2 separate regions of the Homo sapiens genome follow, and region 2 is linked to region 1. Evidence: chromatin loops called from intact Hi-C (ENCODE). Cell type or tissue: GM12878. All regions are shown on one strand. Links, peaks and the distances in the headings refer to the core of each region. The heading gives the core; the rest is flanking DNA. Region 1 overlaps WDR91 (WD repeat domain 91). Region 2 overlaps LOC107984123 (a long non-coding RNA gene).

Evidence for each region. Hi-C counts contacts between places; a loop is a spot of excess contacts. Peaks named below come from ENCODE experiments on the same cell type or tissue, not always from the same donor. Only the 100,000 strongest peaks of a DNase experiment are listed, where the experiment ranks them.
Region 2: it touches region 1 in a loop (2.7-fold over the local background); 3 of 110 quality-filtered maps call a loop at or near these places.

The regions. Positions count from the first base shown.
Region 1 is chr7:135,185,649-135,188,555 of GRCh38, reverse strand. WDR91 (WD repeat domain 91) reads left to right here. Exons shown (of 15, transcript NM_014149.4): 13 at 11-123; 14 at 1,387-1,584; 15 at 2,241-2,907. The coding sequence ends at 2,405. Among named protein-coding and RNA genes, the nearest start is that of CYREN, 16 kb to the right of the region's middle. RefSeq lists enhancers at 1-71, 1,453-1,502. In GM12878, for the core only: a CTCF peak has its summit at 1,569; no DNase peak of the experiment used is centred there; H3K4me3 peaks cover 940 bases; H3K27ac peaks cover 2,201 bases.
Region 2 is chr7:135,273,214-135,276,120 of GRCh38, reverse strand. All of the region lies in intron 3 of LOC107984123 (a long non-coding RNA gene), which reads left to right. Among named protein-coding and RNA genes, the nearest start is that of STRA8, 41 kb to the right of the region's middle. RefSeq lists an enhancer at 1,526-1,575. In GM12878, for the core only: a CTCF peak has its summit at 1,453 (motif pointing left); a DNase peak (open chromatin) is centred at 1,440.

The DNA.
Region 1 (2,907 bases), core at 408-2,907:
ATTGCCTCAGACATGCAGCAGCATGAGTGCGCGATGAGCTGGAGGGCCCACTACGGGGAGGTCTACTCTGTGGAGTTCAGCTATGATGAGAACACCGTGTACAGCATCGGCGAGGACGGGAAGGTAGGCGGCTGCAGGATTCAGATAAGAGAGCACCGGGATGACATGTGGGCCGGCTGCAGGTTGTGGCCATACCTGTTACTAGCTCTGCAACCTGGGGCCTCTTTTTGCAGCTTTGTTATCTGTAGAATAGGGATAAACTAGTAATTCGTCTTACAATCTTTGCGAGGTTTTAGTGAATTCAGTGGGAGTTGGCTATCCTTATGAAAGGAAGTACCAAAAATTACTCATCTTACCATAGATGTATCTGTGGGGTCTGGATTTAGGGCTGAGTTTGCTTTGCTGGGCTTGGTAGTGAGTGGTCCCAGGACCACTCATGGATGTGTAGTTTGCTGAGTGGCTGGGTACAGCTTCTTAGATGTGTACAGACCCCAGCAGAGCCCAGAGATGTAAACAAGAAGCCAGAAAAAAAGGAAAAGTACATGCCCCTGGTAGATTCCCTCTGTGGAGGGTTAGGAACTAGGAATAGTGACTGCCTCAGAGGGGGAGCTGGCAGGGGCAGAGATGGGAGAAGGATGCCCTTTCCATGTGTGCCTGCCTGGACTTTTGGGATTGGACACTGTCTATCTTTTTATCCCTTGAAAGGAGTAACTACAAAATAAATTCTTCATTTGAAAAGTTTGGGAAGGGACTTTTACATTAAAGCTCGACTTCCTTGTTATGTGGGATGCTCAGTGAAGAGGTGGTCACAGCCAAGTATCCTGTCCGTAGGGTAGGCTAAGGGATGATGTCTGCTATGATAAGAAGCTGAGTTTATAATGGCATCGCCCAGTGTTCAATTGATTATATGCCTGAAACACTGGAAATATATGTGGACTTTGTCCTCTGTACCTTGTTCCTAGGATAGAAAAATCTAGTTGGGGTCTAACTCTGATAATAATAATAATAATATGTCACTTGAAGCATTCCTCCTGCTTGAGAGACCAGGAATCCAGGCAAAGCCACTTGCTGTCCCTTTTCCTCTCCTAGGGTCAGGCCAGAGAGAAAGAGAAGGGTTGGACTTTAATGTGAGGTTGCTGCCTCTTTTTCTAGATTTTCTTCCCTAAAAAATGCTTAAATCATGTTGACCAGAGATAGGACCTGTAGACCTCTCACCCACTTTTCTGCCTCTGGCACTTGAAAGGCTTTTCAAGGATGTCAGCACTGTGGCTGGGGGAGGCGGGTCGCCCTCGCCAGCCTCTGCTGTGGGGTGGGTCCTGGCTCTTCCTTGAGGCCTGCATTGGCCAGCTCCGCTGCGAGCACCCTGCTTGTGCCCTGTGACTGCAGTTCATCCAGTGGAACATCCACAAGAGTGGCCTCAAGGTATCCGAGTACAGCCTCCCCTCAGATGCCACGGGCCCCTTTGTGCTGTCTGGATACAGCGGCTACAAGCAGGTTCAAGTCCCCAGGGGCCGACTCTTCGCTTTTGACTCGGAGGGAAATTACATGCTGACATGTTCTGCCACAGGCGGCGTCATCTACAAGGTAACTGATGGTTGGGGGTGGGAGGTAGTGGTATTGTGGTGGGCAGGGGTTCCTCCCTGGAGGTCTGGGCCATGGCTACTGAGCGAGGCCCTCTACCCCGAGCTGCATGGCTGTGGAGATGCCTTTGACAAAGGATCGCTGGCTAGCTAGTGCTGGGGTTCAGAGGAGAGCCATGTTTCTGCACTAACTGAAGGCTCCCCTGTGGCCAGCACTGTTCTGGGTGTGGCAGGCTGGCCCCCCGGCAGGAGAGAGCTGCCCGAGGCCCTGCTCTCCTGCAGCTTGCATTCCCCAGTATGGGACATGAACCTTCAACAAATAAGCAGATTCATGAGCACCTGCCAGGTAGTGAGAAGTGATGCTGTAGTGAGAACAACCAGTGTGCGTGCAAGAGGCACCAGCCCACAGCAAGTTCAAGGCAGCTGAGAAAATGCCTTTTTTTAAGGAGCCGCTCAGGGACTTGTTTTCCACTTCAGATGGACCAGCTGTAGTTGGGAAAGTGCAAGCATTTCCTGGTTCAAAAAGTTAAACAGACTTTCTGGAAAGGTGGGCATGTGTGTCTGGCCTCAGGCACATCCTCAGGTAGGCCACTGAAAGTGGATCAAGTGTGTGTAACTGGTGTTTGCTGACACCTCCTCCTCTTTCCTGTCCTCTTGCAGCTGGGTGGCGATGAGAAGGTTCTGGAGAGCTGCTTGAGCCTAGGTGGCCACCGAGCCCCTGTGGTCACCGTGGACTGGAGCACTGCCATGGACTGTGGGACCTGCCTCACCGCCTCCATGGATGGCAAGATCAAGCTGACCACCCTCCTGGCCCATAAAGCCTGATGACTTGCCCCAAGGGCCACCCGAGGAAGCAGTATTATCTGCGGTGGGGGGAGGAGATATAGGACAGGAAAACCACGTGCTCCACTCCAGCTCCCTGCCAGTGCAGTGACTCTGCAGGGAAAGACTGGCAAGGAGGCTCAGGTGCTTCCATCTGTGGTGACTGGAATGGGACCCACGTGGAGTAGGTGACATATGCTTCCCAGAGACTGGTATTGTGGCTGTGCCAGGAGTACATGTGAGACTATGGGAGGAAAGCTCCGGAAGAAGGAGAAACATTGCAGTGGCTACTGTGTTGGCCCAGTAGAAATTGACAGTATTTTGTATATATGTGCCCATTTATCTTTTTCTTTTTTAAAAAAAGAGAATACTCTTGTGGTCCCCTGATGTCTCTTTCTAGGATGTGTGTCACTTTGCTTCAGTGACAGCCCTCCCACCCAGCCTGGCTCTGCTGGCCCTGAACTGAACCTCTCCAGGCTCTCCTGTTGCTTTGCCATGGAGCCAG
Region 2 (2,907 bases), core at 100-2,599, 88 kb before region 1:
AATATTCACGTGTGTCCCAACCATCCCTGCCTGATGTCCTAAGGGCACCTCACCCTCAGTGGCCTCTGTGAAGCTCAGCCCGTGCCCCCTTCCTGACTTCTGCGATCCTTGTCTTACTGGGCCCACCCAGTCACCCACATTATCTGTAGCTTCTTGCTGTTCTGCACCCTCACTGGGGGGTTCTATTTTCTCAACACCCCCACTTGCTTCCTGTCCTCTTTTCTCCATTTCCGGGCCCATGGCTTCATCATTGCACTTGGACGTGCAGTGACCTCTTACATTCTTTCTTTCCAGAATCTTGCCCATGTCATTCTACCACCTGGCTACCCAAGGATCTTTCTAGAACCTAATTCTGATGAGATTAGTCTCTGCTTAAAATCTCTTCATGGCTCTCCATTTTTTCACAGGAAAGCTCCATAAGGTCAGCAGGAATTCTTCAGGATGGAGCTTTCTAAGGTGACATGGAAATGATGGTGTCTAATCACATTGCTTTCCACGTATCTCAGTGGACCTCTGCAGTTCCCAGCACAAGTCCTGTGAGCTTTGGAACAATACAGACCCTCCCTGCTGCCCACACTCCACCTTGCATTTTCTTTTTTCTTTCATTATTATTATTATTTTTGAGATGGAGTTTCCCTCTGTTCCCCAGGCTAGAGTGCAGTGGCACGATCCTGGCTCACTGCAACTTCCGCCTCCCAGATTCAAGTGATTCTCCTGCCTCAGCCTCCTGAGTAGCTGGGATTACAGGTGTCCACCACCACGCCTGAAAGATTTTTGTATTTTTAGTAGAGATGGGGTTTCACCATGTTGTCCAGGCTGGTCTCAAACTCCTGACCTCAGGTGATCCACCCACCTCGGCCTCCCAAAGAGCTGGGATTACAGGTGTGAGCCACCGTGCCCCCCTTGCATTTTCTCATAGCTCCATCAGTGGTTCTGACATGCAGCTTGGTAGCATCGTGTCTTTCTATTATCAGATCTGCCCACCTCTGTCCTCCTGCATGCCTCTGGCACACAGCTATAGTTGATATGTGAGCAAATAGCTGAGCCAGCATCTACCCCAAAAGCAGATTCTACATTCTGTGACATCATGGACTCTTTGATACTTGTCCAAGGTTTCAAAGCCTTTAGCGCAGGCGAGGGGAACGTTTTCCACAGGAGGACCACTGAACCACGCTGAAACATAGCTGGAGAGGAACAAATAAGTATAAAGCAGCAAATATTTTTTTTCCTGCTAAAGGGAGTGCATTTCATGCAGAACATAAAACTATATTCAATATACAGAACAAACATTTATTTGATGTATTATCTCTAAAATAAGGCCCTTAAAGGAGAGGAAAGAAAGAAAGATACATAGACACAGCAGGCTACGAATCAATTAGAAGGCTTAGATTAACCCTGAAAGAGGCACCAGTGCAAAGACCACTTCATTTATGGAATCACACCTCCCCCTCGTGGCCTTTTAAGGTATTGCTTCGTGTTGCGTCTTCGCAAGGATGAGCTCTGGCCATTTGGTTCTCCACGTGAGTAGGGGGACGTCAGGCCCAAGACCAGAGATCTCCTGCCACTTCTCTAGGGTACCACAGCTCCCTGCCCAAAAGTCAGTTCTGAGGCCAGAAGAGGCCCAGGGCTGCATGAGAAGTGGAATTGGCGGGTGACTGCAATCTTTATGAGACCATCCGCAGATCCAAAGGGCGTTGGTTGATCCTCACAAATTGTTCCCATAGTTAATTGTTAGGATTGTAAACAAAACAAAACAAAATGTTCTTTTGATGTGGTAAGAATTTTTTTTTTCTTTTAATCTGAGATGGAGTCTCACTTTTGCCACCCAGGTGGGAGTACGGTGGCGCTATCTTGGCTCACTGCAATCTCTGCCTCTTGGGTTGAAGCGATTCTCCTGCCTCAGCCTCCAAGTAGCTGGGAATACAGGCGTGTGCCACCACACCTAGCTAATTTTTGTATTTTTAGTAGAGATGGGGTTTCACCATGTTGGCCAGGCTGGTCTCGAACTCCTGAGCTCAGGCAATCCGTCTGCCTTGGCCTCCCAAAGTGCTGGGATTATAGGAGTGAGTCACCTTGCCCGGCTTAGAGTTTTTTTTTTTAATTTAATTGCCATAAAAGACATATAATATAAAACTTACCATCATAACCGTGTTAAAGTGTACAGCTCAGTACTGTCAAGTATGTTCACATTGTTGTACAACAGATCTCCAGAACTTTTCCATCTCACAAAGTTGAAACTGTATTAGAATGTCTTTGCAGGGGTCCCCAACGCCTAGGCTGCAGAGCAGTACTGGTCTGTGGCCTGTTAGAAACTGGGCTGCACAGCAGAAGGTGAGTGGTGGGTAAGCCAGCATGACCTCCTGAGCTCCACCTCCTGTCAGATCAGCGGCAGCATTTGATTCTCACAGGAGCGTGAACCCTTTTGTGAACTGCACATGCAAGGGATCTAGGTTACCTGCTCCTTATGAGAATCTAATGCCTGATGATCTGAGGTGGAACAGTTTCATCCTGAAACCATCCCCCACCCCAACCAGTCTGTGGAAAAATTGTCTTCCATGAAACCTGTCCCTGGTGCCAAAAAGGTTGGGGACCACTGTTTTAAATGCTGGGAGTAGACACAAATGGATGAGAAACAGATTCAAGAACTATCTAAATCATCTACTGTGGCCTGGCACTGTGGCTTACACCTGTAATCCCAGCACTTTGGGAGGCTGGGGCAGGAGGATTGCTTGAGGCTGAGCCCAGGAGTTCAAGACCAGCATGGGACCTTATCTCTACAATTTTTGTTTTTAATTAGCCAGGCATGGTGGTACATGCCTATAGTCCCAGCTACTCAGGAGGCTTAGGCAGGAGGATCACTTGAGCACTGGAGGTAGAGGCTGCAGTGAGCCATGATCATGTCTCTGC